Linked DNA regions of Homo sapiens: all the other regions are linked to region 3. A link is a loop called in an ENCODE intact Hi-C map of the cell type or tissue named here. Cell type or tissue: mammary epithelial cell. All regions are shown on one strand. Each heading gives the region's core, and the rest is flanking DNA. Links, peaks and the distances in the headings are about the cores only. Region 1 overlaps PALS2 (protein associated with LIN7 2, MAGUK p55 family member). Region 2 overlaps PALS2 (protein associated with LIN7 2, MAGUK p55 family member). Region 3 overlaps LOC107986777 (a long non-coding RNA gene).

Region 1 (10,247 bases), core at 652-8,651, 250 kb after region 3:
TTTTTGTTATTTCTCATCTTATTCTAGCTTTTGGGTTGTAAATCAGAATTTTCATTAGAGGTTGCAAAATGACGTTTTTCTGTTCTACATTATTAGCTAGTATTCTTCCATAATGTAGAGCTTCTCATCAACTGGGCTGCTTAGTGCATTTCTACTGAAGAGGCAGGAATGTACTTGATCCTTCCTTTTACTAAGTTTCAAAGTGAAGAGCTGTTTAAAATTGCAGTTTCAAGTGGTAACAAATGAGTTTTTTCAGTCTTTTTTTAAATAGCATTGTGGATCTATGGATTTTTTATTCAGTGTTTTAATCTTTTACAATCCCTACTTTTGATTTTCAAATTGCCGTGACTTTGACGAGTTGTGGGCAAATTTTTACTATAAAAATCTGAAGCACATGAGATTTCTGAACTAGAGATAGAAATTTAAGAGTTGTCAATGCATAAGTAGTGGCTCAAGTCACAGGAGTAAATGAAACTGCCAAAGGAGGATATAGGGTGGAAAACTAAGCAGCGCAGGTTAGCAACTTCCAGCATTTATAGGAAGAATCCTTACATATGGATTTATGAGTTGTTTTATTGAATTTTTTTCTCCAGTGTTTCACAAATTGTTTTATGAAATGACCAGAAATTACCAATTATCCTGATTGCTTTTTTCCCGAACCTGTTAATATTTGCTTCTTTCTATTTTGATTTATTGTTTTTGAACTTGAATTCTATCCAGCCCCTCAAGAATGTTAACTTATCTTTATGTTGAATATGCACAGTTGCAGTAAAAATTATTCTTTTTTTTTTTTTTTTTTTTGAGACAGAGTTTCACTCTTGTTGCCCAGGCTGGAGTACAATGGTGCAATCTCGGCTCACTGCAACCTCTGCCTCCCGGGTTCAAGCAGTTCTCCTGCCTCAGCCTCCCGAGTAGCTGGGATTACAGGCACACACCACCACGCCCAGCTAATTTTTTGTGTTTTTAGTAGAGACAGAGTGTTGCCATGTTGGCCAGGCTAGTCTTGAACTCCTGACCTCACATGATCCACCTGCCTCGGCCTCCCAAACTGCTGGTATTACAGGCATGAGCCACCGCGCCTGCCCTAAAAATTATTCTTTTAGGATAAGAAATGAAAAAAAATTTAACATTTTAGTATTAATTAAGAAATTCCTTGGGAGGCCGAGGTGGGCGGATCATGAGGTCAGGAGATCGAGACCATCCTAGCTAACACGGTGAAACCCCGTCTCTACTAAAAATACAAAAAATTAGCTGGGCATGGTGGCATGCGCCTGTAGTCCCAGCTACTTGGGAGGCTGAGGCAGGAGAATCACTTGAACCCAGGAAGTGGGGGTTGCAGTGAGCCGAGATCACACCACTGCACTCCAGCCTAGGTGACAGAGTGAGACTCTGTCTCAAAAAAGAAAAAAAAAAAGCAATTCCTAGAAAGCTAGATCAAAACCACCCATGCTGGTAGCACATACATAGTAAGTATAGGAGGTAAAAAAAATACGTTATATTCGGGACTATTACTGACTTGTTTTTTTGCTCAAAAAATGTTCCTTTTATAAACTAAAACCTTTATTGGTAATATAAAATTTTTTGTCACTGATATAAGATGCTAATATTTATCCATTTTCTGTTGGACATCTTTTAACAGACGTTTTCTACATATAAAAAGTATATCATATTACTAACATAGCAATGTTAGGTAAAAATGTCATTTGAATTTGAATTTTTATGGTATTTTAGTAAATAGGATTGATGGTAAATATTGAATGATATGATGACAGTGGTGGCAATAAAACCCAGTACCTTCATTGCACCAGACTGGAAACCTAGGTTCAGTTTCCAGTGAACTTGCCAGTTTTTAAAAAGCATCACTAATATCTCTTCATATCTCAAAGAAGGAATATAATATTGTTTGATGATAATAAAACTATATATTTTTATATCTCTTAAAAATTATATATTTATTTGATCAACCTGATATTTGGGAATTTAATACCATGTGCCTTGGAAATTTTTAGTACTCCATTGGAATAATGAAATAACAAAGTACTTTTAGTAACAAATTTCATCCACATATCATAAATAACCACAGGCTATTTTGACTCCTTATAGTCACTGTTGGAGGCCCATGATATTGTGGCATCAAAGTGTTATGATTCACCTCCATCAAGCCCAGAAATGAATAATTCTTCTATCAATAATCAGTTATTACCAGTAGATGCCATTCGTATTCTTGGTATTCACAAAAGAGCTGGGGAACCACTGGTGAGTACAGATAAATCAGTACCCTATTAAATCTGAAATATGACATAATTTGTGGTTCAGTCACTACTCTGTTTCATTTTTTTTCCTTTTCATAATGTTATGAAAACTGTATTCTTGTTTGGCCTGTGTATAAAGACACAGCTGATGCTTTCTCAACTTGGTTTAGCCTGCAAAATTTAACTAAAATGAAAAGTTAAACTGAGCTAGAAGTAGAAATATGGCAAGGGGTAGCAAAAAATTTCAGAAGATGACTATTATGTTTCTTCCTACCCTTTGAAGACATGAACTACCCTTTGAAGAAATACTGACAGTATCAAAATATAAAAAGAAGTTGTTATTAAAAATTGAAGCCATACTAGGACTCTCTAAGTAGTGAAGTTTACTATTCCTTGGTAAAATTATTACTTCTGGATCCTGACTATAAGAACAGTGAGTGCAAAAAAGGAAAAGCCAGGAATAAGTCCATCAGAATGCACAAATACCTTTTCCTGCTCTCTCGAGTTTCCATTTAGCCTGTAAGATACATCCTATCCACTAGTGTAATAAACTATACTAGTACACAGTTTAATGGGAGTGAAATATTGAGACAGGAGAGAACATGGGAAAAGTAAGAATGATTCATTTTACCTAGTTTTAGAATTATTTTCTTACATATGCTCATGAATATTTAAGCATTTCTCCCTAATAATTAATGAGAAATCTGTTTCTTATTTTTCATAGGGTGTGACATTTAGGGTTGAAAATAATGATCTGGTAATTGCCCGAATCCTCCATGGGGGAATGATAGATCGACAAGGTCTACTTCATGTGGGAGATATAATTAAAGAAGTCAATGGCCATGAGGTTGGAAATAATCCAAAGGAATTACAAGAATTACTGAAAAATATTAGTGGAAGTGTCACCCTAAAAATCTTACCAAGTTATAGAGATACCATTACTCCTCAACAGGTTAGTAATAAAATTTTTGGTAGTATTAAAAATACTTTCATGTTTTTAATCACAGTGTTGGAAATAACTATCAGTTGCTACTATTTTGCTAAAGAAAAGAGAAAAAATTGATTTGAGTGTTCTGAAATGGCTTATTTTGTCATGGGTGAATTTTTGAATTTTTAAACAATGCTATTTTACTATTGTAAAGGAAATAGTAGATTTCTTCATTAACACCAGGAACCCTGGCATAATAGTAACCTACAGCTAGGTATCAGAAGAACCATAAAGTCTTTGAATTACTAATCTAGTAAACATTTCTGACAGCTGTTATGTTCAGGCATTGTATTAGGCCCTGGGAGAGGATAAAAATGCAGTCCAGATCACCTCCAGCTTAGTGTTTGTGTCATGGGTGAAATGACTGATGAGGCCAGAAAAGAGGATGGGTATAAAGAAAATCTTGGACCCCTGGTTTGCACACATTTGATCTGTATTTTAAAACTAATTTTAGGTAAACTAGGTAATTGAACGGGAAAATGTTTTAGTTATAGAGATTGTCTAGACTCGGTATGTTAAGTGAATTCAAAAAGAAGAGAGATGAGATTATGTAACCAGGTGGCAGATTTTTGAAGGTGTGAGGTGATTTGTGAACAACAGCTCTAATGAATGGTTAAGATGACCACTTAGGTTCAAATACCAGTGCTGCCAGTTATCAGCTTACCTTCTCTGTGCTTCATTTTTCTCATCTATATAGTTAGGGATAAAATTTGTTTTCTCAAAAGATTGTTATGAGGATTAAACGAGTTAATTCATGTAATGCTCTCACAGCAACACCTGGCACATAATGAGTGCTCAAGAAGTGGCTGCACTTGCTGTGGTGATGACGCAGTAGTGGTGAAATGGAACCGTAAAGAAAGAAAAAGAAATTGCGGAGGAAGAATTGAAAATTATGATAGGAGTGTTGGAACCAAAGAGAGGGTTTTCAAGCCTAAGTAATGTAGAAGTAGATGCCTCTAATGCTTAGGTTTATTCCAGAAATTTATTGTTTGATGTATGAATGAAATTATAAGTTTTCTTACATAAGATACTGCCAGTGTATCTTATTTCATATTGTTAAAATGAGAGTTTAAAAGTCTAGTTCTTACATTTCCATACAGTTATTTGAAATAACATTTCATTGAATGTCTATTTTAAACTGTTCTTTCAAAGGTAAGGATAGATTATTTAGTCATTAATATTAGCATGTAAATTGAACTTATGAAAATAGATAGGCTTGTAATTAACTTTGGTTGAAATGAAGGTAGTTTTGTGGTCCTCAAGGAAAAGAATTGTGAAAAATAAATGATATTAGTACTTAGACATTTCATATCACTAGTACCTCTCAGGCTACCTTTATTCCTCAGTTGGCAACTTTCAATTTGTGACAGCCTGAGGCCTTATCTTGGACCTGCGTACGCTGGAAGAGTAAAATCTAGGATTTACGTATTTTATTTATTATTATGTGTTAGTTGTAGTAGGAAGATCTTATTTTCCTTCTGTGGTCTAAACTCCAGAATTCTTCTAGCTCACCATGGCTATAAGAGACTTTTACAGGCAAAATAAAATTTTATAATATTAATAACTAGGGCTTTGGCCCAAATTCCTACATAGATTTTGCATCTGGTGAACTAACTGAATACCATGAAATGCAAGGACATTTAGCCTTGTTTAAACATAAGTTTTCCACATTCCATACCCTCTCAAACTCTGCTTTTCACTTAGCATTTAGAGCTGGGGAAATGAATTCAAGTAGGAGAGGAGGAGTCTTATAAGTCCGAGGTAGCCTGAGGCGTGTCCTCCCATAAAGAAGTAAAGAAACTATAACATGAAGGCTTCCAAAAGAACATCCAAATTGAGACTTTTTTTTTTTTAAATGAAAAGGGGAACATTACTCATATGCTGGAATAATAGGCATAAACCAGGGCATCTGCAAACCATGGGCATCCTACTGAGATGCTATAGGGAAGCAAGGGCATTTTGCGTCTTCAACTCTTTCACTAAAATCTCCACCATGTAGTGCTGTGGAGCTAGTCTCAGCTCTGGATTGCTGCAAGAGCAAATGAAAGCCAAGAACTCTTCCCTACCACGGTAATGTTTTTCAAAAGCATAGTCAGTAGATGATCTTTATCAGAATCGTTTCAGGTGCTTGGTAAAAGTCCAGAATCTGCTATGGGACATAAGTATCTATGTTTTAAATTTTGAGGGCCAGAGTGAGTTAGAAGTAGCCAATTCTGAAGTTCTTCAACTTTCTTATAGCTTAGATTTCCGGGGGCTATTCGTAATTCCATTTGTTTATTAAGGCCAACTGATAGGAATTCTCTCTTATTCTTTGGAACCAACATGACCTGGACAACTAGAAACAATATAAGAAAATATATTACAGGACTGTTTCATTCAAGGATATACATTAAAAATTCTCAACAAAATATTAGCAAATCAGATTTGATTGTGTATATAACAAAGATGATACAACATATCCAAGTTAGATTTATTATCCCAGGTATGCTAGGAGAGTTTCATATTAGAAAATCCATATGTATGTAACTAAGCACATTACCAGATGAAAAGAGAATAACCTCAATGGAGAATTTGATAAAATTCAATGATTTTTAAAAAATGATTAGTAAATTAGGAACAGAAGGGAAAAGCCTTAATTTTATTACAAAAAAAAAAAATAGAACAAACATTATTCTGAATTAACTAATGTTAGAAGCTTTCCCTTTAAAGTCAGAAACTGGCCTTGCAGCTGGTCTGCCTGAGACCTCTAGTGCCAACCCCAATACCCCACGAAGTTTAATTTCCACTCACGAAATTCCACTTTCGTTTTCATTATAAAATGAAAAAGCCCTCACAAACCATGAAAAACTTGCCAGATTTCAAGCACAATTGTGCACTGGTAAAAAGGAACTGCCCTCAGATGATACAGCAAACATTATCTGTTAAAACAGATGATAAAAAAAATCTTCAGTTTTCCTGAAAGAAAGTAGAAATAGGCAATATCTCTGATACTAAAGAGGTATGTCTGCAAACCAAGGAATGGTGATCTTCATTAACAATCCCAGTGTTCAGACATCTCTAGCAGCGAACACTTTGACCATTACCAGACATGCTGAGACAAAGCAGCTAACAGAAATGCCACCCAGTGTCTTAAACCAGCTTGGTGTCAACAAGCTTAAGGAAACTGGCAGAAGCTGGATGGAAAAGTACCACTTACTATTGGGGAAGTGGTGATCTTGTTCAGAATTTTGATGAAGCTTCCAACAGTGAGGCAAACTGAATTGATTCAGCTTCTAAAAAATAATACAATTTCAAGAATTTTAACTGCTTTTAAAATTTTTGTTTTATATATGATAAAATGTAAGTCTATAAATTCCAAGACCCTTGGACACTGCTTTTTAATTATTGATTATATACAGTTATTTATTGGCAATTAATTAGCCAGAAAATAGTTTAAAACAAAGATAAAGCCTTTGCCTAGTTAAAAAAAAAAAAAGAAACTAGAGAAGGATGCTCACTAGCACCACTTATATTTAATATTTTCTTGAAGGATCCATAAGTACAGTATGACAAAAATAAATTATACAAGCAAAATGTTTGGAAAGGAGGCAATAAAACTTATTTACAAATATGATCATGTTTTTGCATAGAAACCCCTCAAAACTACAACTTATTAGAAATAATAGAGTTTACCAAGGTACCTGAAAATAAGATGAAGACACAAAACTCAATTGCATTTCTGTATGTCATCAGCAAACGTCTAGAAATGTAACTATGACATCATTTATAGTAGAGTCAGAGAATGTCACATTTATGTCTAGGAATAAATTAACCAAAAAAATTCAAGACCTCTACACAAAGGAATTATGAAGAGGATCTAAATAAGCAGGTATATCATGTCATGGACAGGAAGACAATATTGTGAAGATGTTGATTTTTCACTCATTAACTTGTAGATTTAATGGAATTCCAGTCAAAACAGGGTTTTCCATGGAATTTGATAAGATGAATAGCCAAGACACTTTTGAATCAGAAAAGCAGGAATGGGGTCTGATTATTAATATGTAGGAATTAAGATATTGTGATGTTGGCATAGGAAGAGACAGCATGATCAATGGACTTTTAGAGAGCTCAGAAAGAGACCTACACATACATATTACTTTGATATGTGACAGAGATAATGTTTTTCAATGTGGAAAGGAGATGATGCAATGAATGGGGGGAACCTGGTTATTCTAGGGATACTGTTTGAAATTGTGTTTCACTCTACACAGAAAAATCAAGTAAAAGGGGACATGTGTTCAGTAAACATATAAAGATATATTGAAAATCATAATGTGATATACCATTAAGTTGGTAAAAATTATAGCTGTGAATCAACAGCATCTTTTCTACATTGCTGGTGGCAGTGTGTATTGGTATAAACACATTGGGGAGAAAAGTTTAATGTCTCTTAGAGTTAAATATTCACATATATCAAGCTGCAGTAATTCCCTAGAGCAATTCTTACGTATGTACAGCTGGAAACATGTTAATAAGCATATAAACCCCAAAAGATTACATGCATATAGCATGATACTATTTTTTTACGTTTAAAATAACTATATAAAGAGTACGTATAGATGCAGTAGAACTATAATCAAAATGTAAAGCAAGGAGTTTGTGAACCCAGGATTCAGGGTGAAGTGTGCCTTGGTTGGGGAAACCGAATGATGGGATGGGATGGAATGAGGGCAGGAGAATCAAGTAGGATTTTAATGTTAGTTTTAGGTGGCAAGTGCATAGCTGTCTATTATATTATTAAAACTAATTGAATCGACAAAAGCAGTCCTTGCACGAACCAGTGATATAAACTTAAGAATTATGATTAGTATAATTTTGGCCTAGGTTAGTAGTTAGTAGATTTTTTTTTTTTTTTTTTTTTTTTGAGATAGAGTCTAGCTCTGTCACCCAGGTTGGAGTGCAGTGGCGTGATCTTGGCTCACTGCAGCAGCGTGATCTTGGCTCACTGCAGCCTCCACCGCCCGGGTTCAAGTAATTTTCCTGCCTCAGCCTTCCAAGAAGCTGGGACTACAGGTGTGTGCCACCATGCCTGGCTAATTTTTATATGATTTTTAAAATAAAATTTTTTATTTGGCTGAGGCTTCAATTTGTGGCCCTCAGGTATTTATCAGAAAGGAACGTGGATTGCCCTTCAAAACTTTTTTAACCAAACATACCTTCTTGTTATCTTGCTGTTATCAAAAATGTGTGTGTACATCTGTATTTAACGAAGTAGACCAAGTTCGTACACTGAAAATTTTTAGAAAAAGAGCATCCTTCCTTGATCATCTCAGCTAGTGTCATGGAAAATCTCTTAGCAATGATAATCACTTTGTTCACCATCTTGTCACTCACTCTGAAATGCAGATTCAGATGGGCCTGGAACTATGGTTTAAGAAGTAGGTTCAATAAGCAACATTTGCACCATGTTTAGCCAACACATTCCCAAATGAATTACTAGCCACCTTCTGATTTAACATCAGGGTCAAGGTGGAGCTGTTTTTCTAGCCGTTTCATCCATTTAATTTTTCTCCCACTAATTATTGTCATTTGCATAAGCATAGTGTATTCCTGTGCAATATTTCCTCAATACTTTTACTGTTTTTATCTTTACTTTTAAAAATATCCTTGAGATAAAGTTTATATAAATAACATAAAGTGTACAATTTGATACATGTGGACATACATAATATACCCATGAAGTCAACACAATTGAGATGATGAACACTCCCAGAAATTTATTTGTGTCCATTTCTTTCTCTTTTTTTTTGAGACAGGGCCTCACTCTGTCACCCAGGCTGGAGTGCAGTGACATGATCACAGCTCACTGCAGCCTCAGCCTCCCAGGGCTCAGATAATCCTTCTACCTCAGCCTTCTGAGTAGCTGGGACCACAGGCATGCACCACCACACCCGGCTAATATTTGTATTTTTTCTTTTTTTTTGTAGAGACAGGGTTTCGCTACATTGTCTAGGCTGTCTTGAACTCCTGTGCTCAAGCGATCTGCCTGCCTCAGCCTGCTAAAGTGCTAGGATTACCGGCATAAGCCATTGCTCCCGGCCTCCCAGCTTCTTTGTGTCCACTTCTCATTCTTCCCTCCTACTCCCTTTCTCTCTACCACCCCTGACTCCAGGCAGCTACTGCTCTGCTTTTTGTCACTTTAAATTATTTTGCATTTTCCTTATTTTTATATAAATGGAATACCTGTATTCTTTTTTGGATTTTGTTTGATTCGTTTGTTTAGCTTCCCTCACTCAGCATAGTTGTTTGGAGATTCATTCATGTTATGTATATTGATAGTTCATTTCTTTTTATTGACAAGTGATATTCCATTGCATGGCTGTACCACAGTTTGTTTATCCATTACCTGGCTGATGAACATTTTTTTGTTACCAGTATGGGGCTTTTACAAATAAAGCTGCTATGGACATTTACATGTAAGTCTCTTGAGTATATACCAGGGGTTGAAGGATTGAGTCATATGGTAGGTATATGTTGTACTTTTGAAGAAATGACTAAACCGTTTTCAAAAGTTAGTATAACAACTTAAATTTCCACCAACATTATATGAAAGTTCCAATTACTCTACATTTTGGGCAACATGTGGTATGGTCAGTCTTTAAAATTTTAGCCATTCTAATAGTGTGTAGTGGTATCTCACTGTGATTTTAATTTGCATTTTCCTAATAACTAATAATATTGAACATGTTTTTATGTGTTTATTTGCCATACTTCTGTGCACTTTGGCGAAGTGTCTTCAAATATTTTGTCCATTTTTTGTTGAATTGTTTTTCTTAGTTTTGAGTATTCTTTATGTATTCATTATACAAGTGCTTCATCAGAATTGGGATTTGCCAGGACTTTCTTCCAGTCTCTATCTTGTCTTTTCATTCTCTTAACAATGTCATTCAAAGAGCAGAAGTTCTGAATTTTGATGAAATCCAATTTATGATTTTTTTTCTTTGAGTCATCCTTTTGTGGCTTTA
Region 2 (10,247 bases), core at 831-8,830, 260 kb after region 3:
ATAACAATTTGACAGATGTTGGAGGAATGAATATTTGAAATTTGGACTATCTTGTAAAGTCTGAGCTTTATGGTTACAAAATATATTCTGTTCCACACATAAGAATGGTAATCACATTCATGGTTAGATGACAGGATTCTCTTGCTATTCTTCAATCACTGCATCTTTCTTGAGAAGTAAGGAGTATGCAGGTATTTTTATAACTTTGCATACCAATCCTTTTTCTCTGCCTGATCTCAAATACCTTTAACTTTTTGTTCTATCATTTATAACTTGCAGGTATTATACTTTGTGGACAATTAATTAGGGAGGTAGTTGCCTTACCAAATGAGTGAAGTAATAAAATGGTCTAGTAGTTTGTTTATATTTTCTTAATTTATTATAAATTAAAAGTCTGGCTTTATTTATGCAATTACAAATATATTTTTAGAGTTTCATCAATATGGAGAGGCATCCAGCACACATCCCATCAGGTATGCTGTCATTCCAGAACATTCTCTGGTACTTCATTTTTCTGTCTTATCCGCCAACTAAATTTCCTTTGGTTAAATTTAATTATTTTGGTTTTTTCCCGTTGTCAAAACATGGAGCTGCATGACATTATCAAGTTAGCCAATTGTCACACTTTAGCAATCTTAATGTTTGTATGCTTGCTTTTTAGATCTAAAATTATATATCAGGAAAAAAATTATTGACCTACTGATTTAAGGATTAATATTTAGCTTTTCTAGAGTAGTTGAAAATGTTCTGAATGCTTTCTATGAAAATCATCTAATTATAAATAACTAAGATTTTATTACATGTTCCCAGATTTCGTTATTTTAAAATTATTTTGTATGCATCGATCACAATACTTTTACCACACTAATAATATAATATGTCTACTTGTGTTATTTGAATTTTGTTGGTTACAGAAGTATGATAAACAAATAGAAAAAGAACATTGTTATTTTGACTAATTGTGTACTTTCTTATTAAAGTTTACATGCTGATTAATGCTAAGGCAATTCTTTAGAAGATAACATTTGAATTTCTATAAATATATATAAAACAAGTCTGTTTTAAGAAAGCAGTTGGGCTGGGCGCAGTGGCTTATGCCTGTAATCCCCATACCTTGGGAGGCTGAGGTGGGCAGATGACTTGAGATCAGGAGTTCGAGACCAGCCTGGCCAACATGGTGAAACCTGGTCTCTACTAAAAATACAAAAATTAGCCAGGTGTGGTGGCACACGCCTGTAATTTCAGCTATTTGGGAGGCTGAGGCAGGAGAATCACTTGAACCTGGGAGGCGGAGGTTGCGGTGAGCAGAGATCACGCCACTGCACTCCAGCCTGGGTGAAAGAGTGAGACTCCATCTGAAAAAAAAAAAAAAAAAAAAAAAAAAAAGAAAGAAAGAAAGACAGCAATTGGTCTGAACCTTCCATCAAATACCAAAAATGCATAATTTAATTAGAATTTAAATTAAAGCAAATAAGCAAAATAGCCCAAATTTCGGAGATCATAACTAACAGTGTTAACTGACATACTTTTATTAATAATGCAAATGTAAAAGAAATGTGTATACACAAATGAATTTAAAATGGAAAATAGTTTCGAGACTTCTTCAGTATTTGTCTTACAATGAATTTAATGTTGATCATTTAAATTTAAGATGAGCATATAAATCAGAGCAAGATGATTAAAAAAGTATTTAAGGCTACCAAATATATTTCATATCTGACTTCAACATCAACTTTTATTGTTTAATTTTGGTTTCAGGGCCTTTTCACAGAGTTCTAATACATCTGAAATATATACCTTAAATCAACTACCTATATTATATTTCAGGATGTTAATTGGATCATAGCATTTACTTGCATTAAAAATTATGCAGTGTTGGTTGGAAAATCAAGTGAAAAGATTGAAGAAAAGTGGAAGAATGGTGGGATAGAATGATTATCAAACTCTTGTTGATTTAAAGTTAGATATTAAAGTAGAGAAGAAGTTTTATTATCTTTCTGATACCAAAATCTGTTAATATTCTAATAACTTGATTTCCATTTATGAGAGACAAGTTCATTATCTGAAGTACTAAATACATTGTCAGTTACAATTAAATCAGAGTGGTTTGACAAGGATTTTTTAAATTCAGTGGCAAGTGATACAACTATAGTATTTTTAATTGTGCTATGTGTTTTAGGTATTTGTGAAGTGTCATTTTGATTATAATCCATACAATGACAACCTAATACCTTGCAAAGAAGCAGGATTGAAGTTTTCCAAAGGAGAGATTCTTCAGATTGTAAATAGAGAAGATCCAAATTGGTGGCAGGTTAGTATGCTTCTCAGAAGTTCCTCAGCTACTTTTCTAATTTTAATCTTAGATCTGATCAATATCTGAATAGTCAGGAAGAATATTAGCATTTGTTACAATGATTTTTCCCACATGAACAGCTCCTGCTTCGTGGCTACTAATTTTGTGGACATAAGATCAAATTGGGAGGGAATTTGCAACTTAATAAGTGCAGAATTAACCAGCCTGTGGCACTAACCCATTGGTTTAGGGATTAGACCAATTGGTTTTTTTCACATGGGTAATTGCATTAAAATATGCTATTGGCCAAGAAGAACTCACTTGGGTCATCCCTTTTCAAAAGATAACTTGGGTTTTGTTTATTTTAAGTAGGAGACTTTTACTGTGAAATAAGTGTGTCTCTTGTCTCCTCTCCCTCATGTTCGTTCATAGCAAGTAAAGCATCATTTCTTAAGGTCTTAATGTCTATTTGCTCCCCTCTTCTCAGATATTGGGAAATGGAGGTTCACTCTATCAGTTTTGTTTGGTTTTGGATTAAAATCTGTGTATATGGAAAGAGATGTGTATTATCACTGTATTTTTCCCTCCTTTTTTCAGAAGATCTGTTTAATGGTATTCTTTTTTCTTCTCCTAATGCAGCTTTCAGAAACCCCTAGCAGCAGTAATAAGTCTGTTTTTGTAATGGTTTATGTTAGCTAACAACCACAATATTCAGAACTGGAAAAACTGACAGGTCAGGAAGTCTGAAATGCCTTAAACTATCAAAGCAAATGAGAGTTTTACTAAAGAACAAGGAGTAAGAGGAAAGGATCCAGGACTTAGCACCAAATTCTAAAATTAACTGAGATGTTGGTAACTCACATTAGCTCTAAATTATAGATCTACTTCTAAGGAGAAACAAATCACAGAATGAGAACAATCTTACTTATGTGTCCTTAAATTTAACTTAAAACATTATGTATAAGTGCACTATGTGTTGAGACAGCTAAGAAATGGGTAAATTAAACAGAATCCATGATTTCAAGAGGTTTCCCCTGAACTTTTTTTAGATCCCTCATTTAAAAAATCTCTCTGTGGCTGTTTCCTTTATTGAATTATTCCAGTTTTCCATTTTTTTTCTTTTTCCTATGAATACGATCTCTTAGTTTTCTCTTCTAACCTGTCACCATTCTCTCAGTTTCTCCCTGCATTTTGATAGTTGGTTACTTTAATTCTGTTTTTCAGGATTTTAAGTGCTTAAAGTTATACTAGATTTTCTATGCTAGTTGTAAGGATAGAAATACTAACTTTGTGAGATAAACCACTAACAGCCAGTTCTCCAGCCACTATTTTAAAATATTTCTCTTTGGAGCTTATTTTAAGTTAGCTGTTTTACATTAGGTGAAGTTTCGCCTAGTTTAAACTTACAAACTCTTGGGATATTCAGACTCCTGGTGGCATAAATTAAAATCTACACTTTATATTCCACATAGTATCTCCTTTTCATTTGGTTTGGCCTGAAATACCAACATAGTAGGATTAAGGTTGACAGTAAATATCTTACTAAAGGGTGCTAGATAAAATGTCCTGTTAATACATCTTATTTAGAATAGCATTTTCCTTTTCTAACTTAGTATCATAAATAAGAAGTTTTAGCAATTTAATTTGTATTTTGGTCCCCACATTTCACTACCAGATGACAGATATGAAGAATTTTAGGTGCCAATTGATTCTTCAGTGCTGAATTGTTTAAATATCTTAACTGACAATGCTATGGATTTAAATCTCAAGGTTGTTTTTAAGAGCAAATGTGACTTTTTTGACTGACCACTGCTTGTCTTACTTAATAGAATATGGTCTCAAATTTTGGTCACTGAGATGTACAATTCATTAATTTGATTCTAGGCTAGCCATGTAAAAGAGGGAGGAAGCGCTGGTCTCATTCCAAGCCAGTTCCTGGAAGAGAAGAGAAAGGCATTTGTTAGAAGAGACTGGGACAATTCAGGTGATGAGCTCGACACAATAAGTAACAAGCAGTCCTTTGTGACCACCTTTCTTTGTCTCTTTTGTCTAAATAAGCAAATGCATTTATTTAAAATATGTCTAGAATGAATCCCTCCCTCTGCTTTCTCTCGCTCATAAGTAATCTTTTTTGATCCCGTTCTGCCACCTGCTGGTAGAGTATCAAAATTCAGTGGCTTAACTCACCTCCACCCTCTTTTGCTTCCTAGGATGCCACATTGGGGAGATAATTCTCCCACCCCTGTAAAATACTATAGGGCAATTTTTTCATATTCTGATATACTGCTTAAGTTATATTTGTTTTATCATCCTTCAGGACCTTTTTGTGGAACTATAAGTAGCAAAAAAAAGAAAAAGATGATGTATCTCACAACCAGAAATGCAGGTAGGTTTTAAATACTTTTTGAGAAGTCCAAGTGAAGTAGCTATATGTCATTTAGTGTGGCATAAACTCTGAATATACAGCTTTAAGTGAGTGTAATTCAGATTAGTACCTAGTTGCAAGGGGCTGACATATGAACACATGGTGCAATATAATATAAATTATTTAAAACCCACATTATATATACTACCATGTGCTTTATTTTGTGAGTATAGTTTACAACACAAAACAAATTGGTTAAGATTTTTGTTTGTCTTAATCAAGAAGCAGTATCATAATTGAAACTATTTGTCCAGAGAATTTTGAAATAGTAATTTATGTGCCATTTCTAAAGGATAGAATGCCTTTGTCAAGATGTTAAAAGAGTTATGTTTAGGGCAACTGTATCCTGCCATAACACTGACCATGATAGTTTTAGAAAAATAGCACTGGACCAAATAAATCTTAGTCTGATCTAATAGAATTCTGTCTTAAATCTTTTAGTCATACAGAAAGAAATATATTTAAAAAGAAAGAAATGGTAACTATATGAGGTGATGGATATGTTTAATAGCTTGATCGAGGTAATCATTCACATTGTACACATTCATGAAAACATCAAGTTGTACACTTTATATACAATTCCTGTTTGTCAGTTGTACCTCAGTAAAGCTGAAAAGATTTTTAAAAACAATGTAAAATAAGACCCCAGACCTGGATTGGCTACTCATTGGCTATTAAAAATAAATAAATAGGAAAGAAGGGAAAGAATGGAAACTACTATATTTATTCTTCCCAGTTGCAGAGGATGACAGAAATAAAAAACAGCTCTATGAATCAGAAATTTCTGGAGGCTTAATCAAAGGAGTTGGCAATTTTAAAAGTACTTTCTTGACTTCAGAGCTACCTCTATGCTGGTAATAAACTAAATAGCACACCATAAAAGAAAATAATATAGAAGGAAGAAGTAGGCTTGCTTTCTCTTAATATTGGTTTAATCTACTGTGGGGAAATTGTGCAAAGAAAGAGTTACTATTAGGATAATAAGCTAAGGAAGGAGTGTTATTACTACAGATTGAGAGTTACAGTAATAACAGGTAATATAATATTTCAAATCATCACTTTGGCCCTATTATTCATAAAATATATGCCCATAAGGCTTTTTTGCAAAATAGAAAATTTGTAATTTTCCCATCGACTAAGATTATAATTTTGGGTTATGTTTCTAGTGAAACAGTTGGATCTAAAATTTATTTTATATGTAAATTTCAAAATCTTAATATTTAAATGTATGTTGTCAGTAAATGTCAGTATGTTGAATTCTAATCAAACTGATAATTGTTGATTTGCCATACAATATTTATTCATTTATATAATTGGAAGGTCACTTGTTCTGTGGAACTTACTTAAGCAACCACGCTAGGTTTACTCCTGTCCTCCGTATTTGCTACATGCTTTCTATATATACTGGTTTGTAATTTGATTATTTATATTAAAGGATTTTTACTGGCAAATTGATAATAAGTTTCAGTGGATAGAATCTCTGATAAGTAAGGATAAAACATAGAATTTTTCTAGCTTGATTAGATAAATTTTTTTTTTTTTTTTTTTTTTTTTTGAGACGGAGTCTTGCTCTGTCACCAGGCTGGAGTGCAGTGGCGCAATCTCGTCTTACTGCAGTCTCTGCTTCCTGGGTTCAAGTGATTCCCCTGCCTCAGCCCCCTGAGTAGCTGGGACTACAGGCGCACACCACCACGCCTAGCTAATTTTTTGTATTTTTTTAGTAGAGACGAGGTTTCACCATGTTGGCCAGGATGGTCTCAATCTCTTGACCTCGTGATTCGCCCACCTCGGCCTGCGAAAGTGCTGGGATTACAGGCATGAGCCACCATGCCCAGCCCGATTAGACAAATTTTTAAGGGCAAATGGATGGAACCAGATGTTTAAAGCAAGATATAAAATAATTTACTGGGGCAGGCACAGTGGCTCATGCCTATAATCCCAGCACTTTGGGAGACTGAGGCAGCAGGATCATTTGAGGCCAGCAGTTTGAGACCAGCCTGGGCAACATAGCAAGATCCCATCTCTACAAAAAAAAAAATTAAAAATTAGCTGGGTATAATGGCTCATACCTGTGGTTTCATTTACTCGGGAGGCTTCATTGAGCCCAGGAGTTCAAGGGTACAGTGAGCTAAGATTGCACCACTATACTCTACCCTGGGTGACAGTGAGCCCCGGTCTTAAAAACAATAATAAAATAATTATTATTTATTGTACTTTACCAAATTTGTAAAAACAAATCTATGCTAAGTGGGTACAAGTCAAGTGATATTTAACTATCAAGACAGCTAAGCCATTACTAGACAGAATTGCAGAGATTTCTTTCATGTATATAAAAGTTGACTTTGTATTCCCATTTCCTTTTTCATTTAGAATTTGATCGTCATGAAATCCAGATATATGAGGAGGTAGCCAAAATGCCTCCCTTCCAGAGAAAAACATTAGTATTGATAGGAGCTCAAGGTGTAGGCCGAAGAAGCTTGAAAAACAGGTTCATAGTATTGAATCCCACTAGATTTGGAACTACGGTGCCATGTAAGTTTTCTGTGTTTTCCTTGCTATGCAATTGGCAGGAAAGAGTATGGGCATATGGAGGAAAGGGGGATTATTATCATTAGTTATTGTTATTCCCAAATAAGTTTTCTTTATGGCAGTGAAAGTGAACAAGTAAAAGACATTGAAAAATTTAGTAATTCTGTAGCTGTCTTGAAATAGTGCTGCAGTGCTGTTGGCTTGCTGTCTGGTGGCAAGTGCTTCTCTAAACTATTCAGTTCAGAAATGTTAGAATTAAATGCCTACATTTAAGACTCGTGGCAAGATAGGCATTTAGGATTTTCTTGTACTGATGTCTATCTAAAAAGTTGGATTTTTCAGCCATTTTAGTGTAAAGAAAAGGGGAAAGCTTCTGACCCTTGGACATACCCAGTGTGGCAACAGCTGTGTGAACTTACGTGGCCTGGCTTGTAGCTCTCAGTCATGCAAGGTCATAAACCTGATTTTTGATAGCACATAAGAGTGATTCATCTTTTACTGCAGGCAGCATTCATTAAGGTTACAGAGTCTGATGTATAGAATAAAATAGTACTGATGAGAAGTATAACCATTAAGTGAACCAAGCACTCATTTTATGGTCTTTGCATTCATTTCTCTATTTGCATATTTACATAGAAAGTTAAATAATCATGTCAGAAGTATGCTTGATGAGAATGGAATTAGATCAAGGAATTGGATGATGTTAGTGATTTACTGTAATGACTAATACACATTTGTCTCTGACTGTAGGGACTAATAAACATTTGTCTTTGTTTTTGAAATACGTGGATCTTTACTTGTGAACTTAGATGTTCTCTCCCTTGAAGAAAGCAGGAGATAAGCTAACATTGCTTTCATTCCCATTGCTGTGCTTCTATTTCTGACCAAGCCCCCTTTTAACATGGCATTCCTTTAGGTATATTAATGCCTTTAAGCTATTTTGAGTCAAATCCTAGGCTAACTTTAACCCTATCTCTTTTAATTGAATTTTAGAGTTTCCCTGGTTTTGTCCAGTATATTTTGGGTTTAATTCTCAGTGAGTACTCTTATTGCTAAAATTCTTAAAAGTTAGGGAAATAGCCTTGTCATTGCCCCCCTGTGCTACTTATAATCCCTTCAGTGTAAATCTTCTGATTCTACTGCAGGCATTGTAAATCACTAAATTTAGACAAATCCTACTAAAGTGGTTAACAGAACAAAAACTTCACTGTAATCAACGTATGTTAAAGCTGCACTTGTGAAGTAAAAAGTTTTTCGCTTTTATCAAATTCATATGTGCCCAATATTTTTAGCAAGTAGTTCTTAAAGACATATAATGGGGAAAAAAATAACCCCTTCTCTTCCCCTGCCTCACTTATGAAAAACAGTCACTTTTCATTGTTTTTGCTATTTCTTTTGGTTGTGTTCCATATTTCTTAATAATGTCTTTAGTCTGCTGTTTCCTGCTTTATGCAGTTTAGGCCTTATCTGTTGACTTCCTGACTGTCCTTCCAATATAAAGATAGCTGTATTTTCAGTTAGTTCAATTTCACTTTCTTGAACAGCCCTTTCCCCTTCTGTGACCCAGGAATCTCTGGAGTTCTGTTTTTCTTTATACTACCTGATTTTATATATATATGTGTATACAGTTTTTTGTTGTTTTTTAAACTAAAGACTTGTTTATCCAGTAAGTCAGGTTCTTTTTTTTTTTCCTGGAGACCTCTGTCTCAGAACCCTCTGTCTTTCTGCTTCAATGAGGACTACATGCTGTCTCTCTGGCTGCCCAGCTGTTAACACTGGAGTAGTTCCCTTTGTTGTTATCCTGGGTTGAAGCTGTTGTTCCTGGATCCCATTCTTTCTCTTTCTTGGTTTATCACCTTGTTTTGCTGGGGTACATCCTCTTGTATGTGGAATGTAATGTCTGCATCTTTGTGTTTTAAAATGTATATTTTCTGCCCTTTATTTGACTAATTAGCAGAGAATAGAATTCTGGATTGTAAAATTCAAAAGCTGTTACAACGTCTTCATCATCGCCAAAAGAATCTCTGTACCCATTTCCCACCAACTTCCTCACCCCCTGCTGCCAGGAGCAATCATGAATCTTTCTGTCAAAATAGATTTGCTTATTTTGGACATTTTATATACTGGAGTTATACAATATGTGGTGTTTTGTGACTGGCTTCTTAACATGTCAGATCTCATCTGCATTGTAGCATTTATCAGTACTTATTTTCTTTTCCTTGCTAAGTGATTATTATATGGCTATACCACATTTTATTTATATATTCATCAGTTGATGGACATTTGGACTGTTTTATTTTTAGCTATTGTGAATAATGCTACACTCAGCATTTGTATACAGGTATTTGTGTGGACATATGCCTGTTTCTCTTGGGTATATACCTTGGAATGGAATTTGTAGGTTATATGATGACTGTATGTTTAGCCTTTAGAAGAACTTCCACACTGTTTTCCACAGCAGCTGTGTATATACCCTTCACAATCCCAGCAGCATATGAAGTTTCCAGTTTCTCTACATCCTCACCAACATTTGTCATCTGGCTTTTTGATTGTAGTCATCCTAGTGGGTGTAAAGTTGTATCTCATTTTGGTTCTCATTTGCATTTCCCTAATGTCTGATCATGTCAAACAACTTTTCATGTACATATTTGCCATTTATATATTTTCTTTGGAGGAATGTCTGTTCAAACTGGTTGCCCATTTTTCAGTTAGGTTATTTGTCCTTTTCTTAAGCTGTAAGAGGAGGTCATATTATATTCTGGGTACAGGTTCCTTGTTAGATATGATTTGCACGTATTAATATTTTCTCTCATTCTTTGTTGACTTCTCGTGTTTTTGATGGTGTCCTTTGATATACAAAAGTTTTTCATTTTGATGAAGTCCAAATTTATATGTCTTTTGTTGCTCATGCTTTTCATATCGTATCAAGTATGGTACCATATCAAGGCTTTCCCTAACCCAAGGCCACAAAATTTTACTCCTGTATTTTATTTTAAGAGT
Region 3 (10,247 bases), core at 748-8,747:
AAAGCCTGTTTGGTGGTCTCTTCACACGGACGCGCATGAAATTTGGTGCCGTGACTCGGATCGGGGGACCTCCCTTGGGAGATCAATCCCCTGTCCTCCTGCTCTTTGCTCTGTGAGAAAGATCCACCTATGACCTCAGGTCCTCAGACCGACCAGCCCAAGAAACATCGCACCAATTTCAAATCCGGTAAGCGGCCTCTTTTTCCTCTCTTCTCCAACTTCCCTCACTATCCCTCAACCTCTTTCTCCTTTCAATCTTGGCGCTACACTTCAATCTCTCCCTTCTCTTAATTTCAATTCCTTTCATTTTCTGGTAGAGACAAAGGAGACACGTTTTATCCGTGGACCCAAAACTCCGGCGCGGGTCACGGACTGGGAAGGCAGCCTTCCCTTGGTGTTTAATCATTGCAGGGACGCTCTCTGATTATACACCCACGTTTCAAGGGTGTCAGACCACGCAGGGACGCCTGCCTTGGTCCTTCACCATTAGCGGCAAGTCCCGCTTTTCTGGGGAAGGGGCAAGTACCCCAACCCCTTCTCTCCTTGTCTCTACCCCTTCTCTGCTTTTCTGGGAGAGGGGCAAGTACCCCTCAACCCCTTCTCCTTCACCCTTAGCAGCAAGTCCCGCTTTTCTACGGGGCAAGAACCCCCAATCCCTTATTTCCGCACCCCAACCTCTTATCTCTGCACCCCAATCCCTTCCGAGCCCCAACCTCGTATCTCTGCACCCCAATCCCTTATTTCCACGCCCCGACCTCTTATCTCTGTGCCCCAACCCCTTTGCCCACTTTTCTAGAAGGTAAGAACCCCCGAACCCCTTCCCTCCGTTTCTCTACTTTCTCTTTTCTCTAGGCTTGCTTCCTTCACTGTGGGCAAACTTCCACCCTCCATTCCTCCTTCGACTCCCTTGGCCTGTGTTCTCAAAAACTTAAAACCTCTTCAACTCACACCTGACCTAAAACCTAAATGCCTTATTTTCTTCTGCATTGCCGCTTGACCCCAATACAAACTCGACAGTAGTTCCAAATAGCCAGAAAATGGCACTTTGAATTTTTCCATCCTGCAAGATCTAAATAATTCTTGTCGTAAAATAGGCAAACGGTCTGAGGTGCCTGACGTCCAGGCATTCTTTTACACATCAGTCCCTTCCTAGTCTCTGTGCCCAGTGCAACTCATCCCAAATCTTCCTTCTTTCCCTCCCGCCTGTCCCCTTAGTACCAACCCCAAGTGTCACTGAGTCTTTCTAATCTTCCTTTTCTACAGACCCATCTGACCTCTCCCTTCCTCCCCAGGCTGCTCCTCGCCAGGCCGAGCTAGGTCCCAATTCTTCCTCAGCCTCCGCTCCTCCACCCTGTAATCTTTTTATCACCTCCCCTCCTCACACCTGGTCCGGTTTACAGTTTCGTTCTGTGACTAGCCCTCCCCCACCTGCCCAGCAATTTACTCTTAAAAAGGTGGCTGGAGCTAAAGGCATAGTCAAGGTTCATGCTCCTTTTTCTTTATCCCAAATCAGATAGCGTTTAGGCTCTTTTTTATCAAATATAAAAATCCAGCCCAGTTCATGACTTGTTTGGCAGCAACCCTGAGACACTTTACAGCCCTAGACCCTGAAAGGTCAAAAGGCCGTGTTATTCTCAAAATACATTTTATTACCCAATCTGCTCCCGACATTAAATAAAACTCCAAAAATTGGAATCTGGCCCTCAAGCCCCACAACAGGACTTAATTAACCTCACCTTTAAGGTGTACAATAATATAAAAAAGTTGCAATTCCTTGCCTCCACTGTGAGACAAACCCCAGCCACATCTCCAGCACACAAGAACTTCCAAATACCTGAACCACAGCAGCCAGGCGTTCCTCCAGAACCTCTTCCCCCAGGAGCTTGCTACAAGTGCTGGAAATCTGGCCACTGCGCCAAGGAATGCCTGCAGCCCAGGATTCCTCCTAAGCCATGTCCCATCTGTGCGGGACCCCACTGGAAATTGGACTGTTCAACTCACCTGGCAGCCACTCCCAGAGCCCCTGGAACTCTGGCCCAAGGCTCTCTGACTGACTCCTTCTCGGCTTAGCGGCTGAAGACTGATGCTGCCCGATCGCCTCAGAAGGCCCGTAGACCATCACGGACGCCCAACTTCGAGTAACTCTCACAGTGGAGGGTAAGTCCATCCCCTTCTTAATCAATATGGAGGCTACCCACTCCACATTACCTTCTTTTCAAGGGCCTGTTTCCCTTGCCTCCATAACTGTTGTAGGTATTGACAGCCAGGCTTCTAAACCTCTTAAAACTCCCCAACTCTGGTGCCAACTTAGACAATACTCTTTTAAGCACTCCTTTTTAGTTATCCCCACCTGCCCAGTTCCCTTATTAGGCTGAGATACTTTAACTAAATTATCTGCTTCCCTGACTATTCCTGGATTACAGCTATATCTCATTGCCGCCCTTCTTCCCAATCCAAAGCTTCCTTTGCTTCCTCCTCTTGTATCCCTCCACCTTGACCCACAAGTATAAGATACCTCTACTCCCTCCTTGGCGACCGATCATGCACCCCTTACCATCTCATTAAAACCTAATCACCCTTACTCCACTCAACACCAATATCCCATCCCGCAGCACGCTTTAAAAAGATTAAAGCCTGTTATCACTCACCTGTTACAGCATGGCCTTTTAAAGCCTATAAACTCTCCTTACAATTCCCTCATTTTACCTGTCCTAAAACCAGACAAGCCTTATAAGTTAGTTTAGTTCAGGATCTGTGCCTTATCAATCAACCAACTTGTTTTGCCTATCCACCCCGTGGTGCCAAACCCATATACTCTCCTATTCTCAATACCTGCCTCTACAACCCATTATTCTGTTCTAGATCTCAAACGTGCTTTCTTTACTATTCCTTTGCACCCTTAATCCCAGCCTCTCTTCGCTTTCACTTGGACTGACCCTGACACCCATCAAGCTCAGCAAATTACCTGGGCTGTACTGCCGCAAGGCTTCACAGACAGCCCCCATTACTTCAGTCAAGCCCAAATTTCTTCCTCATCTGTTACCTATCTCTGCATAATTCTCATAAAAACACACGTGCTCTCCCTGCCAATTGTGTCCAACTGATCTCTCAAACCCCAGCACCTTCTACAAAACAACTCCTTTCCTTCCTAGGCATGATTAGCGCAGTCAGAATTCTTACACAAGAGCCAGGACCACACCCTGTAGCCTTTCTGTCCAAACAACTTGACCTTACTGTTTTAGCCTAGCCATCATGTCTGCGTGCAGTGGCTGCCGCTGCTTTAATACTTTTAGAGGCCCTCAAAATCACAAACTATGCTCAACTCACTCTCTACAGCTCTCATAACTTCCAAATTCTATTTTCTTCCTCACACCTGACGCATATACTTTCTGCTTCCCGGCTCCTTCAGCTGTACTCACTCTTTAAGTCCCACAATTACCATTGTTTCTGGCCCAGACTTCAATCCGGCCTCCCACATTATTCCTGATACCACACCTGACCCCCATGACTGTATCTCTCTGATCCACCTGACATTCACCCCATTTCCCCACATTTCCTTCTTTCCTGTTCCTCACCCTGATCACTCTTGATTTATTGATGGCAGTTCCACCAGGCCTAATCGCCACACACCAGCAAAGGCAGGTTATGCTATAGTACAAGCCACTAGCCCGCCTCTTAGAACCTCTCATTTCCTTTCCATCGTGGAAATCTATCCTCAAGGAAATAACTTCTCAGTGTTCCATCTGCTATTCTACTACTCCTCAGGGATTATTCAGGCCCCCTCCCTTCCCTACACATCAAGCTGGAGGATTTGCCCCACCCAGGACTGGCAAATTAGTTTTACTCAACATGCCCTGAGTCAGATAACTAAAATACCTCTTAGTCTAGGTAGATACTTTCACTGGATAGGTAGAGGCCTTTCCTACAGGGTCTGAGAAGGCCACCGCAGTCATTTCTTCCCTTCTGTCAGACATAATTCCTACAGTCTGATAACAGATGAGCCTTTATTAGTCAAATCAGCCAAGCAGTTTTTCAGGCTCTTAGTATTCAGTGAAACCTTTATATCCCTTACGGTCCTCCATCTTCAAGAAAAGTAGAACGGACTAAAGGTCTTTTAAAAACACACCTCACCAAGCTCACCCAGCAACTTAAAAAGGACTGGACAATACTTTTACCACTTTCCCTTCTCAGAATTCAGGCCTGTCCTCGGAATGCTACAGGGTACAGCCCATTTAAGCTTCTGTATAGACGCTCGTTTTTATTAGGCCCCAGTCTCATTCCAGACACCAGACCAACTTAGACTGTGCCCCCAAAAAACTTGTCATCCCTACTATCTTCTGTCTAGTCATACTCCTATTCGTTCTCAACTACTCATACATGCCCTGCTCTTGTTTACACTGCCGGTTTACACTGTTTTTCCAAGCCATCACAGCTGATAATCTCCTGGTGCTATCCCCAAACTGCCACTCTTAACTCTTGAAGTAAATAAATAATCTTTGCGGGCAGGACTATGCTGAATCTCCTTAGGCACTCTCTAATCAGATATCCTGAGTCGTCCCAATTCTTAGACCTTTTATACCTGTTTTTCTCCTTCTGTTATTCCATTTAGTTTCTCAATTCATCCAAAACTGTATACAGGCCATCACCAATCATTCTATACGACAAATGTTTCTTCTAACATCCCCACAATATCACCCCTTACCACAAGACCTCCCTTCAGCTTAATCTCTCCCACTCTAGGTTCCCACGCCACCCCTAATCCCGCTTGAAGCAGCCCTGAGAAACATCACCCATTCTCTCTCCATACCACCCCCCAAAAATTTTCGCCGCCCCAACACTTCAACACTATTTTGTTTTATTTTGCTTATTAACATAAGAAAGCAGGAATGTCAGGCCTCTGAGCCCAAGCCAAGCCATCGCATCCCCTGTGACTTGCATGTATACGCCCAGATGGCCTGAAGTAACTGAAGAATCACAAAAGAAGTGAATATGCCCTGCCCCACCTTAACTGATGACATTCCACCACAAAAGAAGTGTAAATGGCCGGTCCTTGCCTTAAGTGATGACATTACCTTGTGAAAGTCCTTTTCCCGGCTCATCCTGGCTCAAAAAGCACCCCCACTGAGCACCTTGCGACCCCCACTCCTGCCCACCAGAGAACAAACCCCCTTGACTGTAATTTTCCTTTACGTACCCAAATCCTATAAAACGCCCCCCCGACACTTATCTGCCTTTTCGGACTCAGCCTGCCTGCACCCAGGTGAAATAAACAGCCATGTTGCTCACACAAAGCCTGTTTGGTGGTCTGTTCACACAGACGCGCATGAAACTCTTCATAACACAGGTTAAAATATGCGTTCTTTTCTTAGCCAGGGTGACTTCATGCAGGGCTGTTCTTCATGTTATTAGGTGGCCTTTAATATCTTTGAAATATGGCACAATTAGAAGCCTGAACCTTACTCTAATGTTTATAGCAGCACTTTATCAAACTTGGTTTCGGATCATATACAAATTCTGACACTAGAGGGAGTGCATAATGTATTACAGAAAGGGAAAGCATACACCTAATAAATTCAAGGTAAAAATGCAGAGTAGCAAGACAAGACTTTCATTATCTTCCGTTCAGTAAGCCCCATGCCTTTCCCCCACAACCCCGAAATTACTAGAGGCCTCTTTCCCCCTTAGAACTGTAGTTTGAATTGGTAGGAGGTTGGTAGGTTGCTTGAAGAACTGTGAAAAGAGTGTTTTATTTTAGAGCCTTTCTAGTGTTTTGTTTTCATTTTTAAAAAATTGAGACATAGTATTTCCTACCTCTCATACATTAGATGGCAAAATTAAAATTACTCCTGGCCGTTTTGTTCTGTTTCTGACTTGGTTAAGATGCTTAACTATATAGTAATGTCACCTATAGAATGAAAAGACTCGGGCTTTATCCTTTGCTTAAAAAATGTAGTCTAGTCTTATGAAAGGGTAAGCATTGTTTTTAGCATTCAGCTTCATAATTTATTCCCTTACTATAGGTGCTGCTCTGATAATTTAACAGCCAATGTCAAACAATTAACAAATAATATTTAAGGCATTTTTATTTCCTAATGTCAAAAATTTCTCATGCTCTAACCAAATGGAATGCCTAATGCCTGAAAACATGTAAATGACTACAAATATGACTGAGCTATTAACACAGCAACAAGAGATTCGACTGGCTGAAAAAGTGAATGATCATTGCCACCAGTAAGACTCAACAACTGTTCTCGAAAAATGTGATCACTGCTGTGTGCTTTCCTAAAACCTTTTTGTGTATTCATTATACATTCCACAATTATCGTAAATCCATCTTGTACTCACACAAATCTTTGAACTACCGGTAAACTGTCTCTTTAATGGAAATGAAAATTAGAAAAATTAAAAAGCAGGCTCATTATGAAAAATCCTGTACTTTATCCAGATGAATGAAATGACCCACACAAATGAAACATCCAGACTCACATTACCTTTTCCTAAAATACCGAAACCATGTCTCTGACTAGGGCATATTTGTACAGACTTACCTGACAGAGAGCCTTTTGGTTAATGATATTTCACCATAATGACTTCTGGAAAGTTAAACCAGATTTCAGGCAATAGACTATGCAGGGTGTATGTGTGTGTGTGTGTGTGTGTGTGTGTGTGTGTGTGTGTCCATCTGCATATATGTATGTGTCTATGTGTGTGTGCTGTGTCTGTCTATGTCCATCTGTCTGTGTGTATGTGTCTGTATGTATGTCTACATGTATATGTGTATGTGTGTCTGTATATGTATATATGTGTGTCTGTGTGTATGTTTCTGTCTGTGTGTGTCATGATTTTTTATTCAAAAGCACACAAGTAAACACATCATGAGAAGTACTATTTCAACATTACAGTTCCAGTTAAAACACATATGAATCAATTTACACAATATCACAGTTTCTAGATAGCAAATATCATATGGAGCAAGTTTGAATCCTGCCCCATGTTTGGATGAATGCCAGATATTTTACTCTTGCACACACCAAATAATGGGGGTGAGGATGCAGCAGATTCTACGGCTCTTCAGTCTGTGGTGCCCATGCACGATTTCTACCTGTTTTCAAAGGTTCTCACCTTTGTGTTGCCCTAATGATGTTTGCCTGTGCTTTAATCTTATTAAGTGCAGTTTGAGTGTGCTGATGAGCCCAGACACTCTGCCTAAATTGGTCACTTGATTTTTCCCCACCTCTTACACCTGACACTCTCTCTATCCACCACCACCTGTGATCAAGCTTCTCTTCCCCCCTTGGTGAGTATCATAAACCTTTCTCACTTTTCATCCACACATTACATTTACTTATTTTCAAACTGTTGTACATTGCTCATATATATTTATCTTTATCATTCAATTGAAATGTTTTCTTTTCACCTGTAAAAATTGGTTAGATATATTGGATTGGGATGAAATTAATCATAATTTTCCCCATTAAAAATAATTTTTCATGTAACAGCTTTCACTTAGTGGCAGAATTTTCAGGAATTAATTCAAAATGGTAAGAAAGGGATACACAAATATTGAAACACAGAGCACCCCACCGGACAAGTCTGGTAAGTCCACTCACATTCTCCAGGGGAACAAAGGGCAAGCCTGGGAGAGAAGAGATGAAGTACCCACCCTCTGCATTAGTGTTTATGGTATTTTATTTTTTTTCTTTGAGATGGAGTCTCCCTCCAGCGCCCAGGCTGGAGTGCAGTGGCATGATCTCGGCTCACTGCAGCCCCTGCCTCCCAGGTTCAAGTGATTCTCTTGCCTCAGCCTCCTAGTAGCTGGGATTACAGGTGTGCGCCACCACACCTGGCTAAAGTGCCATGTTGGCCAGGCTGGTCTCGAACTCCTGACCGCAAGTGATCTGTCTGCCTCGGCCTCCTAAAGTCCTGGGATTACAGGTGTGAGTCACAAGTGTTTAGTATTAGTGACAGTGCCTCAGTGTTGCAGATGGTTTCCAGAGTTCCCAGAATTTTTGTTTTGGGGATGGGGTGGGGAGTTGCATGGGAGAAAGAAAAGTGTCTCAACTCAGAATCTTGGGGAGATTCAGGAGATAATTGGATAACCAGACAATCCCCACAGATATCTTTAGTGATTTTTTAAAAATTACTTTATTTTCTTAATTTTTTTACTCTTTACAACTATGTTGGTATTCTGTTTCTAGACTGTGATTTAGGTTAAACACAAAGTTTATTTAGTATTTGTTTACCCAATTATATCATCTTTACACATAAAATAATTTTATAAAAACATTAAAATTACTACCATTTGTAACCTGAGTATCATGATTTTATCTATCCTATGTACAGGATTCAAAACATAAAAAGTTTCCCAAAAAAACTTTCTGTCAAACAGTAGGCTGGTTAGCATCAATACTACCATAGAAATCCAGTCTGGCCTGATCTTTTATCCTCAGATCTCTAGTTGTATCTGAAATGGAATAGATACCCCAAAAGTAGAAAATACTCCTTATTAGATGCATTGTGTGAGAAATGATTGTTTGAGATGTTAAGGAAAACAACACTATTTCTGCAGCAAATCTAAATTCTAAACATGCATAAGAGGATGCCCTATGTTGGTCTGCAAAGAAACAGGTTGAAAGAAGCACCACACTATTGTTCTGTCCATTAAAAATTAATCAACAGTGGTGAAGAAATGCTTTTACTAACATAGAAAGATGTTTACAATACACTGCTGAGTGGGAAAAAAGTAAGTTACAAGACAGAATCTGTGTTTTTCTTAGAGAAAAAAATGTATATGTAGCAAAATGTAAAAAGGAGCTCTCTATAGTATAATTATAGATATTTTTATCACTTTCTTCTGCTTATATGTATTTTTCTAAGTTTTTTTATATAATGAGCATGAATTACTTGTTTGATGCTTTATGTATGAAGTTTGAAAACTCTACTAGCTAGTAATAGCTTGATACTGACTTTGAGTAAGGTTTAGACCAGTGATCTTCATCCCTGGCTGCACACAGAATCACTTGGGAAGAGGGGGTTAATTATGACCCCATGTTGTAGAAAAGGGTGGGAACAGTAACCAATTAAGTCAGAATCTTGCTGGAGGGGGCAGGGAAGGAGCACTGTTTTTATTTATTTCTTGTTAAGTTCCTTAGACAATTCTAATATGTAGTCAAGGATAAGAATAATTAGTTTCAACAGTATCGGTCACAGTTTATGATCAGATTCACCAGCGAATGTTATCTGAACATTCCCATTTTACTTCTCCCTGAATACTGCCTAACTTAGAATCACTGGCTTTTCTAACTTGAAGACAGCTTAGTTCAATTCTGATGATCAAATGTGTTGATTTCCTATTGTGTGCCATTACTTGCTAGGTTCTGGCAGTTGAAGGTGAATAGCACCCAGACCCTCCCCTTACTGAGTTTGCATTCCCCTTATGGAGCTTGCATTCCAGTAAGGGAAACACACTGGGGGAAAAAACTGCTGCAATACAATGCCGTTGGTTGTATGATAGAAGCATGCACATGGAGAACTGGGGGGATATGGTGAGAGGCACCCACTTAGGGGGGTTTGGGGAGATCTGCCTGGAGGAGAGGATCATGTGTTCCCCTTGGAAGGTACATGACTGGTTCAAGATCACACAGACAAGTGTGAGGGGCCAAATCAGGAACAGAACCTTGCTATTCAACACCTACTCCTGTACCATTTGATGACTCCGACAAGCTGAGACAAAAGGCCTGACTCAAGGGTACAGAGAACACCCTCCCTTCTAGAATATCCCCTTCCTGTACACGCCCACACATGTGAAATAAACCACAGAAGTATCAGCTGTAAGATGTTATTAATGAAGGCAGGCCTCTCAGGCATTCTGACCTGGCACAAAAGTTGTCAGATTAATGGTATTAGAAAATTTGCAAATCAAATGGCTCATTATGTATGATACTGTACTTGCAAATAGGATTAGGTTGATTATGCACTATAAATAGCATTTTTAAAAGACTCCCTCAAGGCCGATTGGGCTGATATCTTGCTAGTCAGATTTTTTTTGAATAAATAATATTTGTACATATTTATGGGGAACATGTGATATTTTGATACATGCATAAGATGTGTAATAATTTAACCAGGCTCTCAAAGTAAAGGGTTACTGAACTGCTAAACAGATGACACCTTGTAGTCAGAGCTTAGCTGCCCAGTGTAGTGCTGGAGAGCTAGGGTTTGGTTCGTGATTGCCTTTAGAGACATCT

Evidence for each region. Peaks named below come from ENCODE experiments on the same cell type or tissue, not always from the same donor. Only the 100,000 strongest peaks of a DNase experiment are listed, where the experiment ranks them.
Region 1: it touches region 3 in a loop (5-fold over the local background); 61 of 110 quality-filtered maps call a loop at or near these places.
Region 2: it touches region 3 in a loop (18-fold over the local background); 62 of 110 quality-filtered maps call a loop at or near these places.

Annotation. Positions count from the first base shown.
Region 1 is chr7:24,647,509-24,657,755 of GRCh38, forward strand. PALS2 (protein associated with LIN7 2, MAGUK p55 family member) reads left to right here. Exons shown (of 12, transcript NM_001303037.2): 4 at 2,104-2,256; 5 at 2,977-3,204. Among named protein-coding and RNA genes, the nearest start is that of PALS2, 79 kb to the left of the region's middle. In mammary epithelial cell, for the core only: no CTCF peak of the experiment used is centred there; no DNase peak of the experiment used is centred there; H3K4me3 peaks cover 444 bases; H3K27ac peaks cover 736 bases.
Region 2 is chr7:24,661,411-24,671,657 of GRCh38, forward strand. PALS2 (protein associated with LIN7 2, MAGUK p55 family member) reads left to right here. Exons shown (of 12, transcript NM_001303037.2): 6 at 2,180-2,311; 7 at 4,178-4,277; 8 at 4,611-4,679; 9 at 7,089-7,250. Among named protein-coding and RNA genes, the nearest start is that of GSDME, 91 kb to the right of the region's middle. In mammary epithelial cell, for the core only: a CTCF peak has its summit at 4,450 (motif pointing left); a DNase peak (open chromatin) is centred at 7,721.
Region 3 is chr7:24,396,659-24,406,905 of GRCh38, forward strand. All of the region lies in intron 1 of LOC107986777 (a long non-coding RNA gene), which reads right to left. Among named protein-coding and RNA genes, the nearest start is that of NPY, 120 kb to the left of the region's middle. RefSeq lists enhancers at 1-541, 1,995-2,649, 4,614-5,268, 5,269-5,923, 9,853-9,912 and 1 more. In mammary epithelial cell, for the core only: a CTCF peak has its summit at 5,519; no DNase peak of the experiment used is centred there; H3K4me3 peaks cover 174 bases; H3K27ac peaks cover 283 bases.